Regions from separate parts of the Homo sapiens genome. Here region 1 is linked to region 2. A link is a loop called in an ENCODE intact Hi-C map of the cell type or tissue named here. Cell type or tissue: Calu3. All regions are shown on one strand. Links, peaks and the distances in the headings refer to the core of each region. The heading gives the core; the rest is flanking DNA.

The links. A loop is a pair of places that touch in the nucleus more often than their neighbours do. Peaks named below come from ENCODE experiments on the same cell type or tissue, not always from the same donor. Only the 100,000 strongest peaks of a DNase experiment are listed, where the experiment ranks them.
Region 1: it touches region 2 in a loop (8-fold over the local background); 6 of 110 quality-filtered maps call a loop at or near these places.

The regions. Positions count from the first base shown.
Region 1 is chr3:141,274,311-141,282,650 of GRCh38, reverse strand. PXYLP1 (2-phosphoxylose phosphatase 1) reads right to left here. Exons shown (of 6, transcript NM_001037172.3): 3 at 4,151-4,309; 4 at 3,147-3,273. Among named protein-coding and RNA genes, the nearest start is that of PXYLP1, 47 kb to the right of the region's middle. In Calu3, for the core only: a CTCF peak has its summit at 3,189 (motif pointing right); a DNase peak (open chromatin) is centred at 3,204.
Region 2 is chr3:140,996,833-141,005,172 of GRCh38, reverse strand. No RefSeq gene overlaps it. Among named protein-coding and RNA genes, the nearest start is that of SPSB4, 50 kb to the left of the region's middle. RefSeq lists a silencer at 4,864-5,043. In Calu3, for the core only: a CTCF peak has its summit at 4,995 (motif pointing left); a DNase peak (open chromatin) is centred at 4,932.

The sequences.
Region 1 (8,340 bases), core at 188-8,187, 280 kb before region 2:
ACCCCACCACTCATATGTCAGTCACTGTCCTAAGCACTTGGAATGCAGCAGCAGTGAACAAAAACAAATAAAAATCTCTGCCCTTAGGGAGGTTATATTCTAGCCTGGGGAAGCAGACAATACACAATGAACACTCTGTGTGTGTGTGTGTGTGTGTGTGTGTGTGTTTGTCTGGGTTAGAAAGTAACAGATGCTGTGGCAAAGAGAAGAGCAGGCTAAGGGGGCTGTGGGAGACCAGGGTGGAAGGAGGAGCACCTTGTCATTTTAACTGGAGTGTTCTGAGTAGGTTTTATTGAGAAGGTGACATTTGAGCAAAGACTTAAAGGAGGTAAGAGGACTGGCCATAAAGCTTTCTGTGGGAAGAGCCTTCTAGAGACAGAAACCAGTTTGTGCAAAGGCCCTGAGGCAGCATACAGTGCCTGAATGTGGAAGGAAGAGCTAGGAGCATTGTGGCTGAAGCGCAGTGAGTGAGCACGAGGAGAGTGGAGGGCAAGGTCAGGCGGGTTAGGGGTGGAGGAAGGGCACTCAGGCCTTGTGGGGCACTTTAAGGATGTGGATTCTGATTCTGAGTGAAGTCTCTCCTCTGGATCACTACCCTAATAATAACACCACTAGCTGCCACCAGCTTCCAATCCATCTTCCACACTATGGCTGTCAGAGACCTTCATCTTTTCATCCCTTTCACTGCCCGGCTCTCTCACTGCCTTCATGCCTGGACATACTCCCTTGCTGGGTATCGAAGCCTCAGATAACCTAGTTCCTACCCAGTTTTCCACTCCACGCTTGAGCCTGTGAAACTAACTTTCTGCTCAAGCCTGTGAAACTAACTTTGAGGGCCCCAATGTGCCAAGCTGTCCACCACCTCACACTGCATGGGTTGGTCTCACCACCCAAGGGGCCATTCAGCACCAGCTTCTGCCTGACTTGCTCCTGCACACCTTTCTGGTCCCTTTCTCTGTGTGGCCTTCCCTGATCTGCCACCCCATGTCCCCTCCCTGCCCCAGGTGGGGTCAGGCTGCCCCTCTTCTGGCTCATGCCCCCAAATATGGCACCCAAACTACTTCCATTTCTACTTCTTGCTCTTCTTCCATTTCTTCCTCTTCTTTCTCTAATGCTGCCACCACTGCTGCCACCTGTGCCAGCTATTCACTGAGGGCTGCCGTGTCCTGGGCACCGGGCCTGTCTCTGTAAATGTGCTGAGCTCCCTGAGGGCAGAGGCAGCCCCAACAAGCGGCCTTTCTTCTTCGACTCCTCAGAAGCCTACTCCCTCCATCACTGCTCCAGCCCAGCCATACCCTGGTCTTATTGTGGCTCACACCTGCCCAGTTCTTTCAGCCTCGGGCCCCCTGCACTTGCTGCTTACTCCATAGGGAACGCTCTGTCCCCGGACCATCACAGGGCTGGCCCCTTCACTTCATGTAGGTGCCTGCTTGTGTACTGCCTTCTGGTACCTGGCACATGATAGAAGCATAAAACTAAAATTTGTGCAATAAATGCTGATCAAAGTGGATGTTTTCTCCTCCTTGGATGTAGAAAAGCATATTTAATTCATATTTATGAATGCAAAAAAGCATTTACTAAATATGGCATATAAATAACTAATAACCTTAATGCTGGCTAAATGTAATACTATGAGGGTTAAAATAGCACCTTCCTTATAAAGCACATGGCATTCACAAAGAGGCAGCTTCTACTACAAAGGCTTTGAGAGTCACAGGGTGTGGCATCGTGGATGGAAACCCTGGGGCAACAAACTTGTGGACCGCCAGCTAGTGCTTGGTTCAGCTCACTGCACCCTGCCTGCTGGCCACAGTATTCCGTTTCACTAGACTAGAATAATGGGCATGCTCCAGGGCACACCACCTTTTAGGAGATCACAACATTAGTAATTTTTAAAGCTGAAGTAGCACCTGGGAAGACAGCAGGTATTGCTCGTGACCCAGATCCCACAGTCCTGGGGGAGTCAGCAGCCTAGAGAGGGTCCCCTTCACCGGGGTTCCTGCTCACTCTTACTCTTAAGTACCTGTTTATAATGATGAGTCAACTATTACTGTTTTTAAAGATTAAATTAATTAAATGACATTAAGTAACTATGCATACTCCACCCTCTTCACACAAAGGATTTAAAGTGGCTTCTAAAAATACAGAATGTTCAATAAAATAAAACTAGGCAAAGGAAAATGAGGGCAGAGGCAGCCAGGCCAACTGGTCCCTAGGAACTGAACCTCTCAAATGGGAGCGCCAAAAATGGCCCCATTAGAGGGTCCTGGCATCACTGTGACAGGGGCCCTGCAAGACGAGCTACAAAGTGTCACTTTTAAAGAACAGCCCTGGCTGTAGTGAGGTAATCCATGGCTCCACCAGGCTCGCCCTCCCGGGGCAGGCTGGCATCCCAGAAGCATTCCATCAAAATAACGTCTTCCCCACTGAGCACTTCATCTCCTGACCTCATTCACTAAACTCTGCTAGAATGTTATGTGCCTCCAGACACATTTGCTGAGGTCTAGCCCAATATTTTATTGCTAACTATGCCTCTAATTTTAGAGCCATGCCATTTCCATACAATTTCCACACTCTGTTCAATTATTTTTCATCCTAAGGGCTTTCAACCAAGAACAGGCTGCCTCTACTCCAGTGAAAAATTAGAAGGGTGAAATAATTCTTACATTTATATGGCTCTGCAATTGCTAACGTGCATTTGTCTGTGTCATCTCACTTACTCTTTGCCCCAACTTTGCATGGGGAGCCTTGTGATCCCCGTTTCAGAGGTAGGAGGCTGAGGCTCAGAGGACACTAAGGGGCTTGCCCGCTGCTCTGAATGGAGCAGGTGAGCTGGGGCGGAGGACTCTTAACTCAGTGCTCACTGTACTGTGTCCCAACTGTTTATTAAAGTGAAAAACATCAGGGTGGGAGGGTGAGCCTCAGACTGGCCTGGGCTCAGTATATCTGCTGTGTTGCTTCAAACAGGTGTCCCCGCCTCTGTGGGCCTCCATCTTTTCAACTGTATAATGGCACTCACATGTAGGACTGCTCTGAGCTCAGGCTCCTGCAAACAGTATGGTTCACCAAGTGTAGGTCCTGTCATTCTCTATCCTACAGGATATAACAGACACTTGAAAATGACTTTTAGAAAAAGTGCAATTTACCTGTTAGCCACCAGAGTGCAGTCAATTTCTGGTCGCTTTGTTTTGGGAATGACATACAGTGGGTACCTGTCTCCGTGGCGAATGAACACATGCACTGAGACCAGCTTAAAATGATGCGGGGCATGACCTGCGCGAGAGAAGCACATTGTCTGGTTATCACTCAATAGGTGTCAATCCTTTTAGAAGGGGGCCAAGGGGATGACCTGGCCACATTTGGGCTGGGAATCTGAGCCGGAGGCAGCAGGGGCCACCGTGGGTTTGCAGAGCCACCACAGTGAAGGGGCCCTGGCTGCCATTCTGGATGGGGGCCACTGAATAGTCTTACAAGGCGGGACAGAGGAACATGAGTAGGCTGATTATGTCCCAGACCTCCTGGAAACAACGGGAGGCTGGTGAAATGCGGGCATGACTACTAATGTGGCCTCACTCACATGCACAGACCAGGGAGAGAGCCACGGAAATACTAGAAACAATGATTTCTGCTTTAAATCTTTCATGAGACCAGAGAAGGCATAAAGAGATCAATAAGGATTCAACACTATGCTCTGATACACTTTTACAAAAGCAAAACTTGTAGAAATTGCCTCACTTCTATGGCAAGACGCCAGCAGGACATCCTGTGGACATCCTGAGTCCCAAGAGGCTACCCTGAAAAGCAGAGTGTCTCAATGTGCTGCACTAGTGCCTGCCAAGGCCACCTTTCTACCTTGCTGCTGTCTCACTAAAGATCATGATGATGGCAAACATTTGTGGTGGGTTGATCGTGAGCCACGTGGTATGTTCAGAGCAGTTACTGAAACCTCCCCAGTCCCAGGCATAAGTCCTGTGAGTTACTCCCATTTTATAGAGGAGAATGCAAGGACCCAGGAACTCATTCAAGGGCACAGCCTGGTGGCAACTGCAGGACTTGGGTCCTGGCCATCTTGCTCCTTACTGCTGTGCAATGCTGCTGGAATAACTAGTCCCCAAAGGGGTATCTGTCCTGGTGGCACAGTCAGGCCTACCTTCCATGCTGCGCTCGGCCACGCTGGGGATGTTGCAGTACAAAAGAGCTTCATAAACGGGGTCTGTCACAGGGGGCTCCGTCACAGGGTCGGGCATGATTCTCTTTCGACTCTTGCTACTCATTCCATTCTTAGGAGTCGACACCGGGATCAGGTGGACTGAAACGAAGTAAGGCAGGTTGTGACGCACAGTTCCTGGGGCGCCAGGCCAGCTGCAAGGCCCAGCGCAGGGCTGGATTTCACTTTGAGGAGCTATTCTTACACTGAGAATCAAGGTGCACTTCAGTGGAGCAGAAGTCAGCTTCCCATTCAAGAAGGGCTTCTGAGCCCCACTGTGTCCTGCCCCTTCGTCACTGCCACTACCCTCTCCTTATCATCTATTCAACACCAGGGGAGCCTCCCAAGCAAAGGGGCCTCTCTCAGGGCAGTTGGAGGAAGAACTCACACACTAACTTCTTAGGACCTGATTACCTCTTCCTAATGCCCTTTAATTCCAGTAACAACAAGAAGGAGGAAAACCATCATTCCTCATTGAAGACCTGCTAGGTGCCAGATGTGGGTGTCTGACATATCCCATTTATCATCATCTGCTTTATGCTTTGTGGGCCTTCAGAGTCGCTCATCTAACCCATGAGAGCACTTTACAGAAGAAAGCCAAGGACCAAGGCATGTGTGGTGGGTGAAAGCCTGTCTCACGCTTACTCCTTGACTTCAGGCCAGCTTCCCTGCCACTGTCTTCGGCGTGGCATGTGTGGGTCTTGCAATCTGTGTGCTTGTCCATCTACTACCCTCATTCCATTAGTGAGCTGACCCTTCACCACCACGTGTGGTCAGGCTGGACTGTCAATCACAGTGTCCCCACCCCCTGGCAGGGGTGGACATGTGACCAGAGTCAATAAGGGTAGTAATGGGGCAACTGGACTCCCTTTCCTCGAGACAGGTGATATACAGACTCTAGAAGAGGTGCTCTTTTTCTTTCGGATGCTAATCTGTAAGAATGGAAATGTGGGGCTGCCCAGCCATCTATCCCTCATGAACAGCTTCTGTCTCAGTGGTCCCTAATCTCTCCGTGCCTAGGGAATGTCTTTGTAGCATCATAGATCCTCTAGAACTCCCAACACAGTATAGTCATACTTTCAGCATCCGCCCTTTGAGGGAAACACATGAAAATAAGTGTGCTCACAGATCTTTTTAACTTCTAAAAGATTTATTAATCACCATAATATCTACACATGCGCACGAACAATAGCTAAAACAGGGACCAACCACCAGCCTAAATCAATGTAAATTCCCTAATTACTTCTACAAATTCTTCTACATAAATATTTAAAACTTCCCTTTGGCAAACAGATGCCATAAACAAAGATAAAAGGCAACACACTGAGAGAAAAATATTTGCAACTAACCTAACAGACAAATGATTAATATCCAAAGTCCATAAGAGACCCTACACCTGAAAAATCATTAAAGGATATGAACAGGCTAATCGCAGAAAAATAAATACCAATGGCCAATAAACACATGAAGAGATGCTTAAGTTTGTTCATAATTAGATACAGATAAAACAACAGTGTGATACTGTTTTTCATAATTGTTTATTCATAATTAAAGAAATATAAATCAAACAGTGGACTATATTAATAATTTTTCCTCATCAAACTGGAAAATCATGTTTTAATGATAACACTCAATATTGGGAAGGGTGTGAGAAACCTGACGCTTCCAAACATCATGGGGAGGGTGGAAACCGGCACCTCTCGGGAGTGTTTGGCAGTAGCCATCAAAATGGTATATGTGCACTACCCCCGATCTCGTTATTCTACGTCTTGGAATCCATTCTGTATCTATAAAGATAGCGATGCCCACGCACAAAAATGTGTGGCCAAAGAGATTCCCTGCAGTGCTGTTTGTAATAACAAAAAAGGGAAATAACCTAAATATCCATCTCTAGCAGAACAGAACGTTATGTCCCTACTGTGGAATGTTCTATCCCAGTTAAAAAGAAGGGAAAAGAATCAAAGATAAATTAAGTGAAGTGAATACACCAAGTCACTGTATACTGATATAATCCTCTTTGTGTAAAGAAAAAAAACAAACCATAAATGCATAAATATACAGGGATTTGTTTATTACGTAAATGCATAGAAAAAATGTCTAGAAGGTTATCCATCATAACACAGCAGTGGTTTTCCTCTGGGAAAGGATGGAATGGGGTGTGAAAAAGTATTTTTACTTGTTTGTATATTCGCACACACATATACGTACAGTCATGAGTTGCGTAACAATGGGGAGGCACTGAGAGATGGCCCTTAGGCAATTTTGTCATAGTGTAAACATCATAGAGTGCACTTACACAAACCTAGATGGTAGAGCTTTCTACACACCTAGGCTATTTGGTCAGCCTGCCGCTCCTAGGCTACAAACCTGAACTGCATGTTACCGCACTGAATGTTGTAAGCAGTTGTAACACAATGGTAAGTACTTGTGTATCTAAACATATCTCGACTTAGAAAGAATACAGTAAAAATATGGTATTATAATATGGCACCACTGTCATATATGTGTTCTGTCGTTGATGGAAGTCATTATGTGGTACATGACTGCATATGTATTTATAGTAAGCACATATTAATGTATTCTATATGTATAGAAATATATATTTCTGTATTTCTATGCTGTCTAGGTAAGCATTTTTTTTTTTTTTACAGTGAACGTATTTCCCTTCATTACTTGTGTTACCAAAACAACAATCACAGAGATACAGAACTGGTGATTCACCCACCCAACATTAGCCCTTTGGTTGCTCCTAGGGCCACTTTCTTTCCAGTAGTTGGAAGGTGCTAGGATGGCTAACACAGCCCAGGTGTTCAGAGGGAATTCACTACAGGGGGATTAGCACAAGAGCACGGAAATATAGAAAAGTGCTAAGGCAGTCTCTTAGTGACCTGGCCCTTCTGGCTGGCTCAGTCCTTGATTCTGCTCTTTTGTGAAATCTACCAAGTCCTGGCCCCTTGGCCATGCCTGTGGGCACACTCCCTTGGAGTCTGGGCCAGGGACAGAAGCAGCTAAGGAGACAGGATAATATGAGTGACACAGAAATGGAGGGGCACAGGTGAGGACAGTGGGTGTCCTAGAGTGCCCACAGTTTGCTAGTTCATCTATAAGCACCCGGGGTGAGGCCTGTTGTGGCTGCCATTTGGGAACCATGGTGGTTGGGTGCAAATGACCCACCCATGACCCAAGGAAGCAGTGGTTTGAAAACCACAGATAAAGATCAGAATGAGACCTTCTCTCCAGAAAGATTTTATCTGCTGCTTCCTCTGGTATCTGGGCCTGTCAACTGTGTCTACTAGTTCAGAGTGTGAGATCACCCTGTACTATTTGTACCTCCCTGAGTCACCAGGACATAGCATCAGTTCACAAGGGGCCTTCCCAATACCAGGCATTCAAAACAGGTCCTGACACATAGAAGCTGTGAGGAGAAGTCTCCCCAGCTCCATCTTGACCCCAATCCCAACTTGGTTCTCACTGTTCTGAGCTGCTCTGAGCCATCCCACCCCACAGGATGTTTCTCGCCTATGCTCCACCGTTTGCTGGCAACTCTACTCTCACCCTCTGCTCCCGAAATCTGACCAACACTGTAACTGATCCTAGGGTCACCTCCTCCAGGAAGCCCGCCCTGAATCCCCAGTTCCCACATCCTCTTCTATGAGCCTACCCAGTTCCTGCTGCCGTCATGGCTCACAGCATAGTATATGCAAGCAGGGGTGTCCCAGTTTGTCACCCTGCCATCCCAAACATCCAGAGGGCTGGGAGTGTGCGTCTTTCACATTTATATCCCCCGCTGACTGACAGAGGATAGGTCTTCCAAAAATACCTGCTGAACTGGGGCAGACGCTGTGCTCCATGCTTTTGATGAAATATCTCATTGACTCCTCATGTGGAGCACTGAGGGTTGCCGAACCAGTCTGGGGTGAGGGGCATCCAAACAGGCTTCCCAGAGGAGACACCTAGCTGGGCCTGAAAAACTGATGAAGCTGGCTGTGTGGAGGGGAAGAGGAGAGGAGCAGAGGGGAGGCCGTGAAACACAGCCAAACATGGCAGATGGGGGTCAGCAAGCTGGCTCAGGATACGCCTTGGGTCCCGTAAGGCCTGGTCAGGTTGGCCTCACCAGGGTCGATGTGCAGGCC
Region 2 (8,340 bases), core at 306-8,305:
CAGCTAGTTAGGAGGAATAAGTTATAATGTTCTACAGTGCTGTAGGGGGATTACAGTGAACAATATTTATAGCATGTTTTCAAACAGCTTGAAGAGAGGATTTTAGTGTTCCTAACACAATGATAAGTGTTTGAGGTGATGGATATGCTAATTACCCTGAATTGATCATTACATATTGCATACATGTATCAAAATATTACTCTGTACTCCACAAACATGTACAATTATTATGTGTCAAATAATAAATAAATAAAAATGGAAGAAATGAAGGATATATGGAAATTAAGTGCAATACACTAGAAGCTTTTTGTGGGTTTAAATGTTTTTCACAAAATAAAAAGTCTAACTTAAAAAAGCCTTACAATAATGCTGGATATTTCAAGCAACCACAATCCCTTATCTAAAATTCTAAAGGTCAAAAGCTCTGAAAACTGAGTTTTTAAAATAACTTCTTTGGCAACAAAGCCCCACCTGAACTGCCATAAGGCTCTTTATGGCCTCGATTTACTCCCTTGCTATGACTACGCATATGCTTTGCTGCAGAAGTATCAATGTCCCATCATTCAGTCAGCACAGTTTCACTGACAGTGGTTTATGTGCCCGGCTCTGGGCCTGGTACCAGGGAGGCAGGGCCCTACTCTTCAAGAGCCCAGAGTGGAAGGGAGCGAATACCCAAGCTACCATGAGATCAGCAGAACCCAGCACAGGCCTGAGGGTGGGGGAAGATGAGGAGCAGGGGCAGAGAAGGCTTTCTGGGAGATGGGATGCTTGTTCACCAGATGAGTGGAGAAGGTAAGTGAGGACACTTTAGGTGGAGTGCAGCATGGAAAAGTGCTTGGAGGCTTAACAGCCTTACTTATTTGGGAAACTTAAATCAATTGTCTGATAGGAAAGACAGGGGAGGAAGGAAGAGAAAACAGGGCCAGGTCACGGAACTGAGCCTCTTAGCATGGGGTTACCTGCTTTTTTGATCCTGAAGTTCCCAGAGAGCTACTGAGGAGGTTTTGTTGCTACGGAAGATTTAATACAGAAACACACACACACACACACACACACACACACACACACACACACACACACAGATAGATATGAGGTAGGCAGCTTCTAAAAGGGCTCTCAGTAATTCCTGCCTCCTGGAATACTCTTGGGTAATTCCATCCCCTTGAGTGTGGGCTGGCCCTAGTAACTTGTTTGTAATGAATAGAATACGGCAAAAGCAACAGGTTGTCATTCTGAGATTAGGTTATAAAAGACTCTGGCTTCTTTCTGGCCTGCCTCTTGCTCCATCGCTCACCCACTCTAATAAAGCCAGTGCCATGGCACAAAACTGAGTGTGGGCTTTGGCCAAAAGCTATCAAGGATCTGAGAATTCAGTCCAACAGCTCACGAGGAACTGAATCCTGCCAACAATCACGTGAGGGCACCTAGAAGTGGTTTCTTTCCAGTAGAGTCTTGAGTTGCCTGCAGCCCCAGGTGACACCTTGCAACCTGTAAGAGTCTCTTTCGGAGATGGAAAACCCAGATTCGTGATCCATAGAAACTATGAGATGATAAATACCTGTTGCTTTAAGTTACTGAGTATCAGAGTAATTTGTTATGCAGTGATAGGAAAAATATTTTCTTCTGACAAAGGTAACCATCATCTAGAATTTTGTGTTTATTATTCCCTTGGTTTTCTTTATCATTTTGACATGGATATATGTTTGCCTAAACATATTTTGTTGCGTTTTGCCAGATTTTATACTTAACTTCAACAGAATCATGCTATCGGTATACTTCTGTGACTTGTTTTTCTTATTCAAAATTAAGTTCCTGAGACTGAGCCACATTGATGATATAGTTCGTTATGTGACGTGTTTCCGCATACTCCTGTCCATGGACTCGCAGAATGCTTTCAGTGTTTTGCTATTGCCACCAGGCTGCTATGAACATGCTGTGTGACTCCTAGAACACAGGAGTCAGGATTTATCTGGGGAATTATAGGCCTAGGAGTGAAAGTGCCAGTTTATATGTTATAAGTATTTTCAACTTTAGAATATAGTACAAATTTTTTCCCAAAATGCTGATACCACTTAACACTCCCAAGTAGAGTACATAAACATTTCTTTGTTCATATCCATTTGATATTGTCTGATTTATTACATTTTGCCTTTTTGATAGTTGCAACATGACATCTCATTATGATTTTAATTTGCAGTTTCCTAATTATCATACTATTAACATGACCATTTTTAACATGTTTATTACATATCAGGTTTTATTCTCCTGTGAAATACTTATGACTTTTGGCCAGGTTTTTACTGGAGTGTCTTTAACTGATTGATTCATAGATATTCTTTATATATTCTATTTCTATCCCTCATCAGTCATCTGTGTGGAAAATATATTTTTCCAGTTTTTGAATTATCTTTTCATTCTTTTTGGAGTACTTTGAGAAAAAAAAGTTTTGAAGTTTAACATAGGCTCACTTATCAATCATTTTTAATATCTTTTTAAAGCACTTTGAATATCTTGCTTAAGAAAACCCTTTCTCTCACTCATTTGTAGACTTTCTCCTATATTTTCTTCTTCTTACAGTTGTAAAAGTTTAGCTTCTCACATTTAAGTCTAATTCATCCGAAATGGCTTCTTTTAGTATAGCATGAGGTATCCACCAATTGGATATGAATATTTAATTCTATATTTTTTCATATGGATAACTTTGAAACAGCACCATTTTGTTGGATGGTCGATCCATCTCTCACTGATTTGCAATGTTGTCTCTGACATGGTCACGTTTCTTCATAGGTGTGTCTCTGTTTCTAGGCTCTGTCTTCTGTTTCATTATTCTAGTTTATATCCCTGTACCCAAACCATACTGTCTTAGTTACTCTAACTTTATAATAATAATGTTACTGTATCCTATTCTTCTTCTTTGGAAGCATCTAGGCTATGCTGGTTCTTTGTTCTACCATGTACATTTTGGAATTATTTTAACAAATTCTAAGAAAAAAGCTATTGAGCTTCAATTTTGTAGAACCAATAGGTCTATTAGACACAATTGGCATCATTATAATACCAAGGTTTTCTAACCATAACAATTCCTATCCATTTATTTGGGACTTCTTCAAAAGTTTTCCAAAAGAGTTATAATTTTTTCCACATTTTCTTCCTATATTTTCTGAGCTTTATGTTCAGCTATATGATTTTTCATGGTTGCTTTTATAAAAAAGGCATTATTTAAAATTTATATTTTGTTTCTTGCCTACTATAAAATACAGTGTTTTCTATATATCCTGCAATGTTGTTAAACATATATTAATTCTAATAATTTACCTATGGATTATTTTCTGTTTTCCATATTGATGATCATAACAGCTTCATTTCTTCCTTCTTAATTGTTTCTGGCTAGGACCCTAATTATGATATTGAATAAAAGTGATAAAAGCAGACGTTCTTGATTTGTTCTTGATTTTGAAGAAACTACTATAATATGTCACTTTAAGTATGATGTTTTCTATAGGTTTATTGAAGATATTTTCTATCTGGTTAAATAATTCCCCTTCCATTTCTAGTTTGCAAAGAGTTTTATCTCGAATGAATATAACATTTCACTAAATGCTTTTTCCACACCTGTGAGAATCATGTGGTTTTTCTTCACTAATCTGCTGATGTGAAAAATTTACACTGATAATTTTTTAAATGTTAACTAACCTTGTATTACTGGGATTAACCCAATTTAATTATAAATTTATTATATTTTTAAAAATGCCATCAATAAATTCCTTTTGCTTTGAGCCTATCAAGTTCATGAATGAGATTGGCCTGCAATTTTTCATACTGCCTTCTTGTTCCTGCTTTTGCAATCAAGATATAATAATCAAAAAATGATTAAAGAGTGTACCATTATTTTCTGTTTTCTGGAAAAATATACGTACATTTGCAATGATCTGTTCCATAAGTGGTTGATGAAACTTGATGGTTAAAATCTAGGATTTCTGGGTGTGCTATGAGAAAATTTTAAACCACAGATTAAATTTCTCTTCATAAGCCAGTACTAATTAATTTGGCAAGTGATTCTCATGAACTTGTTAATTTCATCTAAATTTAAAAAATGCTTAGTATAATATTTTGATAATCAACACAGTTAAGATGAGTTACATTTTTTTGAAACAGAAATAAAAAATCTAGTGGCTTCAGCTGGTTTCATTTTTGTTGTATAATGGTAAGATCAAAGGTTGGTTGTCTAGAGTGGTACCGTTGCTCCACATTGCTATCTGGGATGATTTCTTTGTCTTGCTGCTTAGTCATGTCCTGTGTGCTTGTGACTACCTTGTCACAGGTTGCTTGGCCTCAAGCATGATGACAGCATTCCAGGCAAGAGGGAGTAAAAAGGTAAAGGGAGTGAGATATGGTCCAAGTAGAGATAGACATCTAGCGCAAGGTTTCTATTTTATAGCTGAAACTGCAAAGGCAAATGCACTAAGTGGTAGAACATATCAAGCATTTGAAAAATCAGGGGAAACTAGTATATAGAGATATAAGCTCTATCACAGCTCTAGAAAAAAATTAACAAATGGCTGAGTGATTAGCAGGTCATTGAAAGCCAAGTGTGAAAGCCAGGGGGGCTTCTTTAGCAGCACACAAAGAAGGGCTCATCTCTGCAGTGGGAGGGCAAGGAGACTAAGGACCAAGCCTAGGATCTAATCATCAGAGCAGACCAGCTCCAAAGATTGAATTCCCAACCAAAGTAGGTCTGCTATGCCCAGGCCAGAGCTCTGATTGGGAAAGAATGGGGCACATGTGACAGAGTCATCTGAGTTGATGCTTCTGAAAATCTTAAATGCCTACTCTAGTGCTGACAAGTGGCACAATAACAAAGTCACCACAGTGGCAGAGATGAAGGCTCTGCCTGGGCCCAGCAGCATGGGCTTCCACCCGTAGAGGCTGATCGAGCTATTGCTGCCACCAAGTGGCCAACCTTCCAGCAACAGAGACCAATGCTAAGCCCCAGACATGACACCATTCCTTGAGGGGACCAGGCAGCCAGGAAGTGGGAAGTTGACTATATCTGTCCTTTTGCATTAAGGAAGGGCCAGAAATGTGTTTGGACAGAAATGGACACATATTTTACATATGGGTTTGCCTTTCCTGACAGCACCTCCATCTGAGAACTTACAGAAAATATGACCCATTTGCACATCACATCAGACCAGGGGGCCCACTTTCCAGGGAAGGAGGTATAGGAGCAGGCCTGTGATCACAAGATCTACTGGTTATATCACACTTACCACCCAAAAGCTTCTGACCTCATAGGCTTGCAATGGCCTGCTGAAGGCACAGCTGAAGTTCCAGTTCACAGGTGACACTGAATCAAGATGGGACACTATCCTCCAGGATGTTGTATACAAACTGAAAACTATTAGGTGGATCTGCATCCCCAAAAAGAGGAATGCATGCATCCAAAGGGGTGATTCCACCTATCACCTCTAGCTGGTGAGTTTCATCTTCTTGCAACTCTGGGCTCTGCAAACTTAGAGGTCTGGGTCCCCAAAGAGAGGAACACTTATGCCAAGAACCCACTTGAACCATAAGCTGCATCTGCCACCTAGGCATGTCAAGTTCTTCATGGCCAGCAGGCAAGAAGAGGGGTCTTCATTTTATCAAGGAGAATTGGCCCTCATCATTAGGAGAAACTTATGGTTTTCTGCTGCACAATGAGGGTAGGGAGGAATAAAGGGGAACCAGAAGATCCACTTGGATCCCTCCTGGTATTCGCTTTCCCAGTTTTGATGGTAGCTGGGCAAGTGCAGCAGATCTGTCCTGAGAAAGGTATGGTGACCAGACATTGAGACACTGCAGAGATGAGTGTCTGCATTGTGTCATCATTTGAACCACTAAGACCAGCATAAGCGTGACCTGAGAGTGGGGGAAATCTAGAATAAACTGGGGAAGAGGGAAGCAATGAGTATACTTGTAGCTTCAAGATCAGCTGCAATTTTCCTCTTAAGTTTCCTTCAGCAAGAGCATCCCACTGGAATTCCCGTTGATAGTGTTGTTCAAATCTTCCGCAATACACTGGAGAGGTGGATCTGGACTATAGTGGACAAGGAATGGCATCACATAGATCACCATTTCAAGAAATCTATTCTTTTCCTCTAAGTTGTTGCATTTATTGGCATAAAGATCTTCACATTTGCTTATTATCTTATTATTTCAGTATTTGTAGCATTGGTAGTATTTGTCTCTGTTTTATTTATGATATTGCTAACTTGTGTCTTAGTCTTTTTTTTTTTTTTTTGAGGCAGGGTCTCACTCTGTCACCCAGGCTGGAGTACAGTGGTGCATTCACTGCAGCCTCAACTTTCTTGGACTCAAGTGATCCCTCTACCTCAGCTTCCCAAGTAGCTGGGACTACAGGCACATGCCACCATGCCCAGCTAGCTTTTAAATTTTTTGATGGAGATGAGGTCTCACTATATTGCTCAGGATGGTCTCGAACTCCTGGGCTCAAGTGATCCTCCTGCCTTGGCCCCCAAAGTGTTGGCATTACAGTCTTGAGCCACCACGCCCAGCCTGTCTTATTCTTTTTATCAGTCTAGCCAGGGTTGTATCAACTTTATTAATCTTTCAAAAAACCAGCTTTTAGTTCATGAATGTTTTACACTTTTTATTTTATTGATTTCTTTATTATTATCTTTATTATTTCCTTTTTTCTATTTAGGGATAAATTAGCTCTTCTTTTTCTAGTTTTTTAAGGTGGGAGCTTAGATCTTTTATTTTATACTTTTCTATTTTTACCATTAAAGCCATTTATTTCCCTTTAAAGCACATCTTTAAATGCATCCCACAAATTTTGATATGGTGTTTTCGTGATCATTCAGCTCAAAGTATTTTCTAAAGAATCTTATGATTTCTTCTTTGACCCATGGATTATTTAGAAGTATGCTGTTTAACTTCAGAATATTAGGAGGGATATTTCAGGTATTTTTCTGTAATTAATTTCTGATTTTATTCTACTTTAAATAATACTCTGTATTATTTAAATCCTTTTACATTTATTGAGACTTCTTTTATGACCCAGTATATAGTCTATGTTGGTGAATGAACCGTATGCATTGAAAAGAAAATTTTTTGCTTTATTGGATGGAGTATTCTATAAATGCCAATTAGATCAAGTTGGTTGATAGTATTGTTCAAATCTTGTATATCTTTACTGACTTTTTGTCTATTTGTTCTACCACTTATTAAGACAGGAGTGTTGATGTTTCCAACAATAGTTATGGATTTGTCTATTTTTACTTTCAGTTGTAAGCTTTTGCTTGGAGTATGTCTGCTTTATGTGATGTTAATATAGCCACTTAGCTTCTTGTGCTTAGTGTTTGCATGGTATATCTCTTTTCATCCTTTTATTTACTTCTAATCTCTCTGTGTATCTGTATTTAAAATGGGTGCATCTGCATGTTCTCACTTATAAGTGGGAGCTGAATGATGAGAACACATGGACACATGGCGGGGAACAACACACACTGGGGCCTGTTGGAGGGGCAGGGAGACAGAGCATCAGGAAGAATAGCTAATGAATGCTGGGCTTAATAGCTTAATACTTAGGTGATGGGTTGATTTGTGCAGCAAACCACCATGGCACATGTTTACCTATGCAACAAACCTGCACACCCTGCACATGTATCCCTGAACTTAAAATAAAAGTTAGGCTGGGCGCGGTGGCTCACACCTGTAATCCCAGCACTTTGGGAGGCCAAGGAGGGCGGATCACAAGGTCAGGAGATCAAGACCATCCTGGCTCACACAGTGAAACCCCGTCTCTACTAAAAATACAAAAAAATTAGCCAGGCATGGTGACCGGCGCCTGTAGTCCCAGCTACTTGGGAGGCTGAGGCAGGAGAATGGCGTGAACCCGGGAGGTGGAGCTTGCAGTGAGCGGAGATTGTGCCACTGCACTCCAGCCTGGGCGACAGAGTGAGATTCCGTCTCAATAAATAAATAAATAAATAAATAAATAAATATCGAAGAAAATAAATAAATAAATAAAATGGGTGCTCAATGTAACCAAACTGAAGAGGGCAGAGAAGAAAGAACAATTCTAAGTAACTTTGGAAAACAGTGTTTTGACTATAAAGTGTACAATATTGTACTCTACTTTGTAAATTTGTTTTTCAGAGGAGTGAAATTTACAATTTTTAAATGGCCTTATGTGTATTCTAGGACTCACCATGAACAATGAGAACCAGGTTTCTCACTGTCAGAGAAAGAAGTTACAAATAAAGGAAAGGAGACTGTTAGAATGAACACTGTGGTGCTGGTTTGGAATAGAATGTATTAGTATGAACTCATGGTACT